Linked DNA regions of Homo sapiens: all the other regions are linked to region 4. The links are chromatin contacts, found by Hi-C or POLR2A ChIA-PET in ENCODE. All regions are on one chromosome and are shown on one strand. The core of a region is the stretch at or near the end of the contact, and the rest is flanking DNA. Distances in the headings are between cores, read along the strand shown.

Region 1 (2,700 bases), core at 76-2,575, 530 kb after region 4:
GCAGTTGTTCTGAAGCAGCTGTATTGCCTGATGGTTAAGAGCACAGTTTCATGGGACTGTTGTGAAAAATGAGATTCTTAATTGAAGAGCTTAGCATAATACCTAAACTTATTCCCCTAGATTGAGTTTTCATATTTTATCCTCAATGCTTGGCCCATTGCTTGGTGTATAAATCATGCTCAATAAATTATCTGTGGAAAAAATAAATGAATTAACTATACAGTAATTATTTTTGTCTTAGGATTTAGGAGCATTAGGCCCAGTGTTCGGAAAGAGGATGCAGGGCCAGATGTGGTGGCTCACACCTGTAATCCCAGCATTTTGGGAGGCTGTGGCAGGAGGATTGCTTGAGCCTACGAGTTCAAGAGCAGCCTGGGCAACATAGTGAGACCCCATCTCTACAAAAAATTTAAAAATTAGCCAGCCATGGTGGTGCATGCCTGTAATCCCAGCTACTTGGGAGGCTGAGGCAAGAGAATTGCTTGAGCCCAGGAGGTCAAGGCTGCAATGAGCTATGATTGCGCCAGTGTACTCCAGCCTGTGTGACAGAGTGAGACCCTGTCTCAGGAAAAAAAAAAAAAAAAAGATGATGCAGAAAGATGAACAAAGAATTGGGTTTGAAATTTTTTTGTAATTCAGCGTTGGTGTCCCCTCCCCACCTTCTCCTGCCCCTTGGCAGACTTTTATTGCAAGCCTAGCCCTTTTGTTAGCTGCTCTTCTGCTGCCTGTCCGTCTGACATTTCTAGTGAATCTACACATGAAACTCACTGTGGAGTTGACCAGGCTGGGAGTCTGAAGTTAAAACATAACAGCTGAAGGTAGGTGTGGAACCTAAACTTGACAGAAGACAAACTGACAGTGTTTGGGGTGTGTGTGTGTGTGTGTGTGTGTGTGTGTGTGTGTGTGAGAGAGACAGAGAGAGGTCAGTGCTTGAGCACCTTCTGTGGACCAGGCTGACTATTAGACTTGGTGATTTTTGTGAGTACACAGAGTAGAGTAGTTTGTCTTCATCGGCCAGGTGAGCATGAGGGTAGAGGAAGGCTTCCCTGGGCTGGGCTGAGGCCTACACGGGGCTTTCTAGGCAGGAGTGGGGAGAAGGTGATTTCAGGGAGCAGGCATTGCAAAGATCCTGGGTGCAGAAAGGGGAGGAAGAGGCTGAAATGGGCAGCAGGGAATCCTCAAGGCTCGTGGGCCACAGTGAGGATCTGTTTTTAAGGAGCTATTGTGCTCGTGAAGTGAGATCTCATCAGGCCATGGGCTGTCCCAGGTCTGAGAGAATAAAGGTTTGAAAGGAGTCATTTTACTAATCTGCCTCCCTAGCTGCCACGTACTTGTAAGATGCAAGATTACATTGCCCAACAGGAAACCCCCAGTCTGTAGCATTCTTGCCTGTGGCCTCGGGGCTGGCTGCCCTGTGCCCCTGTTCAGAGTGCTTTCTCTGTGCCCGCTACTCCCGAAGCTGGAAAGAAAACATGACGTTTAGATTTGGTGGGATCTAGATGCTGGCGGCTGCCTTTGTGGAACTCAAGTTTGACACTGGAGCTTTGTGGGGCCGGTTCCAGGAAGGATTGAGGAAGCATTGTTGGCTGTAAATAAACCTCCATTCTCTTACTCAGGACTTGGTACTTCTCTGCTGAGTAAATCCTCCCAGCTCAAATGGCAGCTTGTCCAGTTTCGTGGGTCTATATTGTTGTTACTTCCTTCCTGCGCTCCAGTCAGCTTCATCAATGGCTGGACTTTTGTATTCTCTGCAGGAGGAACCATATTCCAGGTTCTGTAATTCTTGAGAACCAGGCCCCTGCCACTGACCTACAGTTGCATCTTCCAAGTCTCAGTCACAGTTGGTTAAGAAACCAAATTGGCAGGTTGAGATCACTATTCTTCTCCAGGGACAGCGCCCAGTGTGCCGCAGCCGCCTCCTGCTCTGGTTGTTGGGCCTTTAGTCTCAGGTGGGGTCTGGGTGGATGAGGGGTGCAGGCAGAGGAGGAGACCTCGGCTCAGATTGGTGTCCTCCACCAGCTCAGCGTTTAAACCATACTTCCTCTTTCCTCCTTTCTGTTTTCTAACTTGGCTTTTGTTTTTGTCTTTTCGTTTTTCCTTGTATCTTTTTTTTTTTTTTTTGGAGACAATCTTGCTCTTTCAGGCTGGAGTGCAGTGGCGCAATCTCGGCTCACTGCAACCTCCACCTCTCAAGTAGCTGGGATTACAGGCATGCACCACCATGCCCGGCTAATTTTTGTATTTTTAGTGGAGAGGAGGTTTTACCATGTTGTCCAGGCTGGTCCCAAACTCCTGGCCTCAAGTGATCTGCGCACCTCAGCCTCCCAACTCCCCCAGCCTGTTTTTCCTTGTGTCTTGATTGGAATTGAATGAGGGGGCTGAAGAGGTGGGCCTAGTCTTTTCTCCCAGGAGCAGCCTTCCTTTCCTAGGTGAGGTGCTTTGTTTTCACCTTCCTTAGGAACTGGGTGAAAAGCCCTCAGCCTGTTCTGGCTGTGTGTTGTTGCTCATGTCTCTGGGCTGCGGGTTCCATGCCCTCTGGCTGATGTAGACAGATGCCTGGTGACTAGACATCCAGGATGAGCTCATTACTTTAACCAACTGAGAATTTCTACCTGAAGGCCAGTGGGTGGATTCATACGAGTCAAGACAGGTGTTTCCTGTGCATTTCAAAACGCTGCTGGCGGGGAAGAGATGAACAGT
Region 2 (2,700 bases), core at 199-2,698, 630 kb after region 4:
ATTAACATACAGAAACATGCATCATGAGAAGCAAGAAGTATCACCCATCCCTTCTGCATATTAGCAACTTGTCACTCCTGAGCAACAGTGCTCACATCACTGAGGTCTGTGAACAGTCACTTTTCGCATTCATCCTGAGTGAAAGATGGAATGACTTAAGTACAAATGCAACATATTATAAACAATTTCTTACAAAAAAAGTCACAAATTAAACCAAAGTATTTTACAGAATTTACTACAAAACGCCATAAAAACTGCCTTCACTTAAGCTCTCTCTCCCCGTATCCGGCGAGCCAACTGGATGTCTTTGGGCATGATGGTGACTCTCTTAGCGTGGATGGCACACAGGTTGGTATCTTCGAACAGACCCACCAGGTACGCTTCGCTAGCCTCCTGTTGAGGACGAGAGCCGCACTATTAATCCCACTCGGGGAGCGGAAACCGCCCAGCCCTCCCCCGGCTCCAGGCCTTTGTCTTACCTGCAGCGCACCGATGGCTGCGCTCTGAAACCTCAGGTCGGTTTTGAAATCCTGCGCGATCTCCCTCACCAACCTCTGGAAGGGCAGCTTCCGGATGAGCAGCTCGGTCGACTTCTGATAACGACGAATCTCTCGAAGCGCCACGGTCCCGGGCCTGCAGCGAGCAGGGGAGGAGTGAGCGGACGCTGCCGCACAAAGCCGGCCACCGCCGGGCCATTGTTCCCCCGCCCGACCTACCTGTAGCGATGAGGCTTCTTCACCCCGCCGGTAGAGGGAGCGCTTTTCCTGGCGGCTTTCGTGGCCAGCTGTTTGCGGGGGGCTTTCCCACCGGTGGACTTACGAGCAGTCTGCTTGGTTCGGGCCATTTTCTTTCACCTAAGAAAGACGCCCCGAAGATAAGGCCGCCGCGCTCACCCGGGCCGCCCCCCAGGGCTGCGGGGGGAGGAACAGATCCTGGCCCCACCGCCGGGCCTCCCGCCTCCCCGCGCCCCACCTCGCGGCAGCAGATGGCCGAGGGCCGCCAACCTCCTCCCCCTCCCCTAATGACTCAGGCTGCGAGGAGCGGCAGCCTCCCCCGGGAGGGGGAGCGCGGGGAGGAGTCACTTCCCTTCCTCGACGGGCGGAGGCCCGACTGCCCGGAACCCGGCGTCGGGACCTCTGAATCACCGCCGGGAAAAGGCGGGGACACAGTTCCGGAACAAAGCCCCAAGGGGAAACCTCCCGGCCCCATACCCGACCCGACGCCAGCGGCCCGAGCAGCCCCCGCCGCTCGGCTCCCAACGGCCGCGGCGCGCGGCGCCAACGGTTGGCAGAACCTGAAGCCGCGGGTAAACCTACGAACGCCTACCCAACGCCGAAGTTTTAGGCCACTTCTCCGACCGCCGCGCCGCTTCCGCTGCCCGAGGAAGAGCCGCAGTCGACGAGCGAAAAACCAGCACCGCCCAACGAACGACCAAACCGCTCTGCGCTCCAAGCCCCCGCGTCGCCTCCGTTTTTATAGGCACGCTTCACGCTGCGTCTCTGCGTCATAGAACCCTTATTTGCATACACCAACGACTTTTTCTATTGGTGGGCGCTTTCGCCGACGCGCTGACATCCCCCGACACAAAGGCCGTGCTTCGGCACTGTTCCATGATTGGTGCATATCTACGCCGCTGATTGGCTGTTAAAGTGGCCTAATGATTGGATGGATGCAAAGAGGAATGGACGAATCAGAGTTTAGCACTAAGCGGCCCTTCTGATTGGATAAAATGGAGCTATGTTTGGATCCTTCCCTTGGTTCCAAAGCTCTGCAATAGAAAGTCAATGCAAATGAATTGCATTGGTCTCTATCAGAATGAGCAGGAGTCTAAACTCACAGGCATCAAGCGAATGCTATGCACCCAGAGAGGCTACTTTAACAAAATTTTTGTAAATATTTTCCGATGTAAAATAAAATGTGTTCCCTGGATTATTTACCTTTCATAATATTTTGATAGTTAAGTGCGTAGTGTGAGAATTAGAATTCAGTAAATCATGTTATATTATCAAGTATTTCATATATCATGCACATACATTTTTAACAAAAAGCAGGTCTCTTGGTGGGGTGGGAAGGGGTAAATAATAAATACAAATAAACATGTTAATAAATTATTTTAGAGGAACTGTTTTGTATGTTTTTAAGGTGTCACAAAATATTTTTTGATTTCCATATGCTTAAACAAGAGGTAACTTACTAAGCAACATGTTACTTGAATTATGTACTTCAAGTGAATGAAATGACTACAGCTAGAAAGTAAATAGTCCTACTATAGTATTTGCATGTCCATAAAGAATAAACAAAAGATAACTAAACTAGATATGTGCCCTTTTGTTTAATAGCATATCCTGGCAGGTATTACTTCTGAAGAAACATGACAAATGTGTAAATATGCTAATCCCTACCTTTGCCTAAGTAAATGTCTTGGGTAGATTGTAATAGTCAGTTCTTCAGTTGCCTCAAGTATATAAAATACCATAGCAGGCTTAAGGTTAAGACTAGCCAAGCAAAGCCCAGAAAATTGAAATAGAGCCTTGGGCATTCTACTCTATAGTTCTGATGCTGGTCCAGCAAATATTCTAAACTATTAAAAGAAAAAGTAGCAGATACAGGTATGCATAGGTTTCAACTAAATTAATTTTTTTTTTTGAGACGGAGTCTGACTCTGTCGCCCAGGCTGGTGTGCAGTGGCACGATCTCAGC
Region 3 (2,700 bases), core at 1-2,500, 600 kb after region 4:
GACCGGGCAGGGGGGCAGGGGGCAGCAGCCAGGGCCCTGGCTCACTCCCCTGCCCTGCAGTCCCCATCATCCCTGACATCCCTATCGTGGACGCCCAGAGCGGGGAGGACTACGACAGCTTCCTTATGTACAGCGATGACGTTCTACGCTCTCCATCGGGCAGCCAGAGGCCCAGCGTCTCCGATGACACTGGTGAGTGGAGACCTGGGACCCACAAGAGGACAGTGGGGGTCTTGGGTACAGAGTGAGTCCACTGGGTCCAGAGAGGGCAAAGGGGCCAGCAACTAGAGGACATGGAGGTTAAGGCAGCCTTGGACAAATGCAATGGAGTGCACATCTGTGCATGGGGCACAGGAACCAGTGCCTGGGGGACAGACACACACAGCCTTGTGCAAGCGCACATGAGTTCATGCCCACGGGACCACGAAGAAACACAGCTTCACAAGTTGAAGGTTCACCAGCTGTGCCATGCACACAGGACACTCAGGCCACCCCCCAGGGGCAGGCCTGGCCCAGGAGCCCTGGGCAGCCACCAGGCGGCCACCTGGCAGGGGTAGGGGAGCCAAGGAGACAAGAACACCCCCAACAGCTCTGTCCTTCCTCCTTGATTCCCAGCACAAAGTGCTGCGGAGCCCTTAGCTGGGCCTCCTGAGTGCTCAGTGTCAGCTGTGGCTCCACCTGTGGGACATCAGATGAATCACTCATCCTTTCCATGCCTCACTTTTCTGCTCTGTATAATGGGATACCAATCACACAGTACCATGAGTGGAAAAACCTCTGGGGCACGTATATCTTTTGTATTTTCTTCTGTCCCTGCCGATGCCTCAAGCTGCCCCCGGTGAACACATACTGGCCCCCACGGGGCTCAGCTTGGGCTTAAGGAGCCATTTTGAGGGGTTCAGGTGGAGCGCAGCTGGTGTGACTCTGGAACCCCAGCTCAGCTGCTTCTAACACTACCTGCGAAGCGCTCGGTGGCTTGCGGAACGGTCCCTGGGAGGCGGGCAGGGGCAAGATTCCTCTCTCCATTGTACAAACGGGAAACTGAGTCTCGGAGAGGTTAAGTAAAGCAAGGGAGACCTCACAGCTGGTGACAGAGCCCAGACTTCCCCCAGGTTTCTGGCGGGTCCGGGGGTCTCTCCTCCCCAGCTGTGCCGAGGCTGCACTCGCTCATCTGGAAAGGCTTCAGCCGCGCAAGGGTTTCACCTGCCGCGGCCTTCCCGCTCCGGCCGTGCGCATCTACCCCCGCCCCCAACACACACCCCGGGATCCCGGGAGCTGGAGACGGGCTCCCCTCGCAGAGCCTACGGCCTTCCCCCGCCTGGCCCTGCTCGGCCCGGCGCCCCCCGGCGGTGCCAACGCGGCCCTTCGTTGTTCCCAAGGCTGCGGCTGGAAGTTCGAGCCCCTGCTGGGGGAGGAGCTGGACCTGCGGCGCGTCACGTGGCGGCTGCCCCCGGAGCTCATCCCGCGCCTGTCGGCCAGCAGCGGGCGCTCCTCCGACGCCGAGGCGCCCCACGGGCCCCCGGACGACGGCGGCGCGGGCGGGAAGGGCGGCAGCCTGCCCCGCAGTGCGACACCCGGGCCCCCCGGAGGTGACAGGCTCACCCGCCGCCCCCCGATCCGCGCCCACCCAGCCTCACTCGCGCCTGAGGGCCTGGGGTGGGCGTCTGCGCTGCCTCGGGGGCCCCAGTTTCAGCCAGGCCCGGGCCTTGGCGGCTGGGAGCACAGCTGCTCAGAGGCAGGGCCCAGTGCCAGGGGACGCGTGAGGCAGGCGCTTGGGCCCTTATGGTGCCTGCCTGGCCAGGGGGTGCAAATTCAGAAGTCTGCCCGGGAAGCGGACCCTGGCACCCAAGTAGACCCCTCAGGGGCCTCAAAGGACAGGAGGGAAGGCTTGGGGATCTCCCCAGGGCAGAGCTGACTGCAGACGCAGCAAACCCCCGCCACTGCCAGGGTCAGCAGTGCTCACACCGATAGAGTGGCCGGCCAGAGGATATGGGCTGTGGAAGCCTGGGTGGCCCTTGGGCTCCTGCAGGGACAGAGGGCCTCTGTCCCTAGTGGTTTGAGGGAAACTGGTTGTATTTAAGCAAAAGCCACCCAGAGGGTGGGTGACCAGGAATGTGCAGGGCCCAGCCTGCCCCACGGGGCCCGGGTCTGGGGCAGGCCTGACCAAGGGACCCTGCTCTCCCCCTGCAGAGCACCTGGTGAATGGCCGGATGGACTTTGCCTTCCCGGGCAGCACCAACTCCCTGCACAGGATGACCACGACCAGTGCTGCTGCCTATGGCACCCACCTGAGCCCACACGTGCCCCACCGCGTGCTAAGCACATCCTCCACCCTCACACGGGACTACAACTCACTGACCCGCTCAGAACACTCACACTCGACCACACTGCCCAGGGACTACTCCACCCTCACCTCCGTCTCCTCCCACGGTGAGTGACCTCAGCCAACCCTGCCTCTCCCACTAACCCTTCCTCTCTTCCAGCTCCTGGAGCCTCGGGCTTCTGTCTGCTGTCCCCACCGCCCATTCTCCAACATACACACACGCATGCACACATGCACGCACACACGTGCACACGCATGCACACATGTACACAGACATGCATGCGCACACGTACACACATGCATGCACACTCCCTGCTCCTCTCACTCTTGTTTTGTCCTGCCCTAGGCCTCCCTCCCATCTGGGAACACGGGAGGAG
Region 4 (2,700 bases), core at 8-2,507:
ACACCTTCCACAGAATCCAAACCCTTCCACCAAGTAAGTTAAGCAAGGACTTGGAAAAGGGTTCCTGTCCAAACACTGTACCCAGTGCCCCAAGCCCAAAAAGCAGTGGGAAGAAGGGCAAGAAAAATCCCCCGCTTCCCAGGTAGCGCTACCACGTTAGAGACAATGGATGTCTCCGGCCCCGCCCAAGAACAAGAAACCTCCTCCTGCAAGGGAACCAGGGCCAGGGATGAACTCACTGGGCAAACGTCAAAGGAGGAAGCGAAGGTAGGATGCAAAGGCCACGGTCCGAAGGTTTAAGCGCAGAAAACCCACTCGGGTTGGCTCGTTCCCCGCGCCCGCCCCCGCCCCCCGCCTTAGAAATGAGCGCAGGGATGGGGAGAAGGGGTCTTTCCTTTGTTAGGAAGGGGAGACACTTGGAAGAGGGGAGGCACTTCGAAGAGGGGAAGAACGATTGGGTCCTCAATGGGGGGTGAAGGGTCGCGATGACCAGCCCCGCTCGACCACACATGCACCTGTCAGGTAGGTCCGAATAAGGAGTGGGGGCACGGCGAGGGTAAGGAGCCCGCCGGACCTGATCGATCCGGTCTCCGGATCCAATGGCTGCGCGCGAGAGCGAGACCAACCGCATGCCACGGGGGAGAGACAGGAGCGCGTGGCCCATCAATGGGACAATAGGACCTGACCATGCATGGGGCCCTAAAGGATCCCCGGGCACCTGGGGGGCCAAGCCCACCACCCTGGGGATGCACCAGCCGGGATGCACACAGGAGAAAGCGAAGCCCTCCCCGAAGGTTCCGATTAACGAAAACCGGCCGTGCTCCGAGGGGCGACCAGCCCCGGCCTCCTCAGCCCCTGACTCCGTGGAAGGAATGAATGGAGAGCAGCAGGGACCCGGGTGGGGCCGGCGCGCAGGGCTCGCCAGGCGGCACAAAGGCGGCGCCGACGGCAGAACCCCGCCACCCGCCCCGGCGCGAGCACAGCGCACGGGGCTCGTTACCCGCAACGACCGGCGCGAGGCCCCGCCGGCAGCGGCCCTCCCAGCCCCTCAGCCCCGCGCGGCTCGGGCGCGACCCGGTCGCCTCACCGGGAGCTATTCCTGCTGTTGGGGTCGACTCCCTTGAAGGTGGTGGTTGTGGTCATGGCGCCGAGGAGCGAGGTAGGCTGGCGCCGGAGCAGAACGCTCAAAGGGTCGGACCCGAGGGGCGCTGGGAAACTCCACACCCAACAGCCGACCACCGCTGCAGGAGCCGCCGCTGCCGCCTGTCCGGCCGATCGACGCCTTTATAGGGTTTTCAACCCCCGCCCCCTAACCCGCCGGCATTGGCCGATTCAAATGAATTCTTTCATTCCTATTGGCTCTCTGGAGTGCCAAGCACCATGCGGCATTACGATGGGCTGTGGCGGCCACGGCTCAGCCTAAGCCCGCCCCCTTCCTGGACTGGGAAGGCCTTGGGACTCTCTCCCCTCCCCCACCCCAAAATCTCGGCGATGATTGGACGGAAGGCGAATCTACCTCGCGCTGGGTGGAAGTCGTGCTGGCTGTCACTGTAAAACGTTACCTGACAGAGGGGGAAGCTCTTTCTTGGGGAGTTACAACCTCGGCAAGCAGAAGGGAGATTTGTCACTGTTACTGTTCTCTCATTTGCTTTACTGATGGTGGGATAGTAAGGGCATCCTCCTTAAAGGATGAAAAGTACTGCAACAAGTTGACATTTATCTGTTGAATACCTACTGTGTGTCCCATTTAGAAACCTAATAGTCTCAAAGCAGCCGCACAATGAGTCAGCAACAGAGAGCGCACCAAGATGATCCCTTTTAAAAGGACTGGAAATTCCTTACATTTTAATGTTACTGTTTAGTTGTAATGGGTGGTGCATGTACTGGACCAAAATTACAGTCGCTCCTATTTGGGGGCCTATTCTAAGGCTGGTTAATGCCTGGCACCAGGAATGGACTCATTCCCTGCTACCAAGACTATGGAAGCAGCTCAGGCCTCTGCAGCTGTTTATAACCCTTAAGTCATGACTCTTCCACCTGTCTGGGTAAATCTATCCATGCGACAAATGCAGACACACTTGGAGGATTCAGGAATGATGGTTTACAAGATCATAATAGGAAAGCCTTGGGCAAAAGAGGGCAGGCCCTTCTCATGTCTTGCATATTTCCTCAAGGCAGATGTCTTTGCTTGTCTCAATATTTCCATAATAATTGAACCACATTCCTCTTTGCAAAGCCACCTTTCAGGTAGTTGGAAGTTTGTATTCTGGGCAGTCTAGGTTAACCACCCTCCCCCCCCGGGCTTTCATGAAAAGCCAGTGAGAAGTTCTGTTCTAGAAAGCACGGATGATGCATTTATGTGCTTACCACAACAGCACGAAGCGCACCACTTGTTTGTGTTAGAATCTTCCCTTCTTTTTTTCCTTTCTTTTTTTTTTTTGTTTTTGAAGTGGAGTTTCGCTCTTGTCACCCAGGCTAGAGTGCAATGGCGCTCAATGCAACCTCCACCTCCCAGGTTCAAGCGATTCTCCTGCCTCAGCCTCCGTAATAGCTGGAACTACAGGCGTGCGCCACCACCCCTGACTAATTTTTGTATTTTTAGTAGAGACGGCGTTTCACCATATTGGCCAGGCTGGTCTCAAACTCCTGACCTCAGGTGATCCATGCTCCTTGGCCTCCCAAAGTGCTGGGATTACAGGT
Region 5 (2,700 bases), core at 17-2,516, 510 kb after region 4:
AAGACCATGTGTAAATCTAGCTATGAAATATAGACCAGCTGGGTGGTTCTGCCACTAAAACTACAAGCTTTGGGCCGGGCGTGGTGGCTCATGCTTGTAATCCCAGCACCTTGGGAGGCCGAGGTGGGAGGATTGCCTGAGCCCAGGATTTGGAGACCAGCCTGAGCAACATGCCAAGACCCCATCTCTAATTAAAACAAATAAACGAAACTACAAGCTTTGACAACTCTAAAGATTTCCAAATCCAGTTATGGACCAAAGGTGAGGCAGTACGAAGGGTGAGGAGGAGGGTGTTCTGCCGCAGCGTTATGGTATAGCCAGCATAAATTTAAAGGAAGGTAGCTTGGTAATGTTACCTTTTACTACAGCCATGGTCGCACTCTCCTGTAAAGGCGTCTTAAAAGAGTCAAACCCAAAGACCTTCTTCAGCGTACTCCGGACTCGCCGCTCAGGGTCAAAAGGAAAGGTGGTATGGTGGCTGCTCATCTTAGCCAAGAACAGTGGCCAAAGGTTAAGGCAAAGGTAGTAAAAGGTTGCCACGAGAACCCTCTGTTTTGCATTAAAAATACAGATTATTTTTCTGTAACAATTTGCTATATTACACTTAAATAATGTATTATTTTTAAGTAATAAAGCTGAAGGTGAACTGCCTCAAGCAATACATTCCTCAGTAATTAACATCTCCACTTTTACGCTCAATGAAAATGAAAACATTGAACTATTCCAGGCCACGGTATAGCACAGAGCTAGAAATCAGATCAAGAGAAGAAACATAAATGTCTTCAGAACAGCTTGGAGAACGGGGAACCGTTTTCCTAAGATCCACCACCTGCTCCTACTTCTATAAGCGCAACCACGACGACCGTTCTTCCACCCCGGGACCCCGAACCCCTTCTCCCGTCTTCCTGAGCCCAAGATCCGCAATTTTCTCTCTTGGCTGGCCGACACCTCCCTCTCTTCACCCTAAGATATCAGAACCGGCCGTGGTCCGCCCAAGAATTAAAGGCTGCTGGCTGGTTCCGGAACTGTTCGAAGACCCCTATACACAACCCCAACTCAGAGAAGCCAAAGCGCTGGGAATTCAGCTTTAGGCAGAACCCACGCAATCTTATATCCGTCGCGCAGTGATGACGTAGCGCGAGCGCTGGCATGAGGGCGGAGCCAGGCGCAGGAAACTGCCGTTTTGATTGGTTTCCAGTGTGGCGCGGGGGTCTCCTGGGATCCGAAAGAACCTGCCTTTCCGCCCGGAAGTCGGCGTCTTGAGTCATAGGAGTGAGCCACGCCCGGGCTGTGGGAATAAGATGGCGGGGAAGAAGAATGTTCTGTCGTCTCTCGCAGTTTACGCGGAAGATTCAGAGCCCGAGTCTGATGGCGAGGCTGGAATCGAGGCGGTGGGCAGCGCGGCTGGTAAGGCCCAAGTGCGAAGCTGGAAGGGGGAATCGGGTGTCTGCCCGGAATGCTGTACCCTCGCTGGGCGGGAGGGAACAAGATGGTCATTGTGCTCCAAGCACCGGACCCCGAAGAATGGTCCAGGGTCCGGGGTGAGATAGAGCATTAGAGACTGTGGACTAAGAATGAAGAATCTCCTTCCCGTTATTTCGATTAATTTGCCTAAACTTACTGAAAGACTCCGTGCCGGCTATAGTGATAGACAGAGGGATGGACGAAGAGGGAGCGGCTGCTCAGCCACTGCCTGTTTCCCCTGGGCTCGTTGTTTGATGAGGGAGAGCGATAAGTAAAACATACGTGGAAGATGGTAAAGATTGTGTTCGTTAACTTTATAACTTTTAGTTAGGAATGTGCCCTAAACACATCTTGGAGCTTTTAAAAACAAACGTATCTGATGCCCAAAGTGAGAGAACCTAATTCGGTAGAACTGGGGTAGGATGTGGGCATTTGTGAACTTTTTAAGGATCCCAGGTGATTTTTCTTATTTTGTGAGTTTTTAAAGCCTAACGGTGATGTTCTCCTCCTCAGGTTGAGAAGCACAATGTTAGATAATGGAAACAGATTCCTTTGGGAGAATAAAGAACAAGTTACCTAACAACATATCAGGACCTTAGCTTCCTCATCTGGAAAGTGAAGGGGATTGGATTAGGTTAGGTACTTCCATGTTTTGTGATTTTGTGTGGTCTCTTCCAGTCAGAAAGTTCTCTGATGGTTTCCTATAAACACTTTAGTGTTTATCTAGTGTTTATAGCATTAGAAACAGAATTTAGTACTCGGTTTTGTTCCCTGACCTTTTAATGATTTTATTCAGTAAATGCTGGCCTTCTCAGAGAGCCGAATCTGGGCCTATTGTAACTTAACATGAGATTTAGGTTCCCTTTGTATCTTCAGAGATAGTCTTGGCCACTCAAATCTCTGGACATTTTTTCTTACATTGTAACTCTTGTTTTTTTTTTCTTGCTTTTTGTTTGTTTGTTTGTTTTTTAACCTTTCAGAGGAGAAAGGCGGATTGGTATCTGATGCCTATGGGGAGGATGACTTTTCTCGTCTAGGGGGTGATGAAGATGGTTATGAAGAAGAAGAAGATGAGAACAGTAGACAGTCGGTAGGTAAATCTCCCAGATCCAGAGCTACTGAAAGCACAATTTCATTTGTCAGATTTTGGAACTGTGCCAACAGTGTTCCATTTCATGGTTAGCTCCATCCCTTGCTCTCCCGTTTTGTTTTAGTATTAGTGGAAGAAACTGGATT

Evidence for each region. Hi-C counts contacts between places; a loop is a spot of excess contacts on that map. ChIA-PET counts read pairs that join two places held with the same protein, here RNA polymerase II (POLR2A). Pooled maps may share reads with other maps.
Region 1: a pooled map shows a loop between it and region 4 (4-fold over the local background). The contact joins the enhancer-like site here to the promoter of JPT1 in region 4. A Hi-C loop is called at or near these places in 2 of 50 pooled maps. POLR2A ChIA-PET finds 5 or more read pairs at or near these places in 2 of 52 experiments (T-cell and activated T-cell).
Region 2: a pooled map shows a loop between it and region 4 (7-fold over the local background). The contact joins the promoter of H3-3B here to the promoter of JPT1 in region 4. A Hi-C loop is called at or near these places in 7 of 50 pooled maps. POLR2A ChIA-PET finds 5 or more read pairs at or near these places in 2 of 52 experiments (T-cell and activated T-cell).
Region 3: a loop to region 4 is called in a pooled map, with 4 times the contacts of the local background. The contact joins the enhancer-like site here to the promoter of JPT1 in region 4. A Hi-C loop is called at or near these places in 1 of 50 pooled maps. POLR2A ChIA-PET finds 5 or more read pairs at or near these places in 4 of 52 experiments (K562, T-cell, activated CD4-positive, alpha-beta T cell and 1 more).
Region 5: a loop to region 4 is called in a pooled map, with 7 times the contacts of the local background. The contact joins the promoter of SAP30BP here to the promoter of JPT1 in region 4. A Hi-C loop is called at or near these places in 6 of 50 pooled maps. POLR2A ChIA-PET finds 5 or more read pairs at or near these places in 2 of 52 experiments (GM10248 and T-cell).

The regions. Positions count from the first base shown.
Region 1 is chr17:75,687,051-75,689,750 of GRCh38, forward strand. The region is part of intron 3 of SAP30BP (SAP30 binding protein); the gene reads left to right. Among named protein-coding and RNA genes, the nearest start is that of SAP30BP-AS1, 3.6 kb to the left of the region's middle. RefSeq lists enhancers at 1,085-1,586, 1,587-2,086. Within about 2 kb of position 1,326, at least 14 of the 41 ENCODE cell types and tissues checked have a DNase peak (open chromatin) inside an H3K27ac peak, as active enhancers do.
Region 2 is chr17:75,778,331-75,781,030 of GRCh38, forward strand. H3-3B (H3.3 histone B) reads right to left here and starts at 1,449. Exons shown (of 4, transcript NM_005324.5): 1 at 1,327-1,449; 2 at 717-854; 3 at 480-633; 4 at 1-393. The coding sequence starts at 844. The coding sequence ends at 265. RefSeq lists an enhancer at 537-1,141 and a silencer at 770-1,039.
Region 3 is chr17:75,752,386-75,755,085 of GRCh38, forward strand. It overlaps ITGB4 (integrin subunit beta 4), which reads left to right. Exons shown (of 40, transcript NM_000213.5): 32 at 61-192; 33 at 1,380-1,589; 34 at 2,191-2,430. It also overlaps a transcript of GALK1 not described here. Among named protein-coding and RNA genes, the nearest start is that of GALK1, 11 kb to the right of the region's middle. RefSeq lists a silencer at 1,185-1,794 and an enhancer at 1,382-2,155. Within about 2 kb of position 1,251, at least 11 of the 41 ENCODE cell types and tissues checked have a DNase peak (open chromatin) inside an H3K27ac peak, as active enhancers do.
Region 4 is chr17:75,153,255-75,155,954 of GRCh38, forward strand. It overlaps JPT1 (Jupiter microtubule associated homolog 1), which reads right to left and starts at 1,258. Exons shown (of 5, transcript NM_016185.4): 1 at 1,088-1,258. The coding sequence starts at 1,143. RefSeq lists a silencer at 854-1,093 and an enhancer at 1,746-2,341.
Region 5 is chr17:75,666,072-75,668,771 of GRCh38, forward strand. SAP30BP (SAP30 binding protein) reads left to right here and starts at 1,267. Exons shown (of 11, transcript NM_013260.8): 1 at 1,267-1,407; 2 at 2,445-2,554. The coding sequence starts at 1,302. RECQL5 (RecQ like helicase 5) reads right to left here and starts at 1,083. Exons shown (of 20, transcript NM_004259.7): 1 at 973-1,083; 2 at 357-500. The coding sequence starts at 486. RefSeq lists enhancers at 208-1,407, 989-1,088, 1,259-1,508.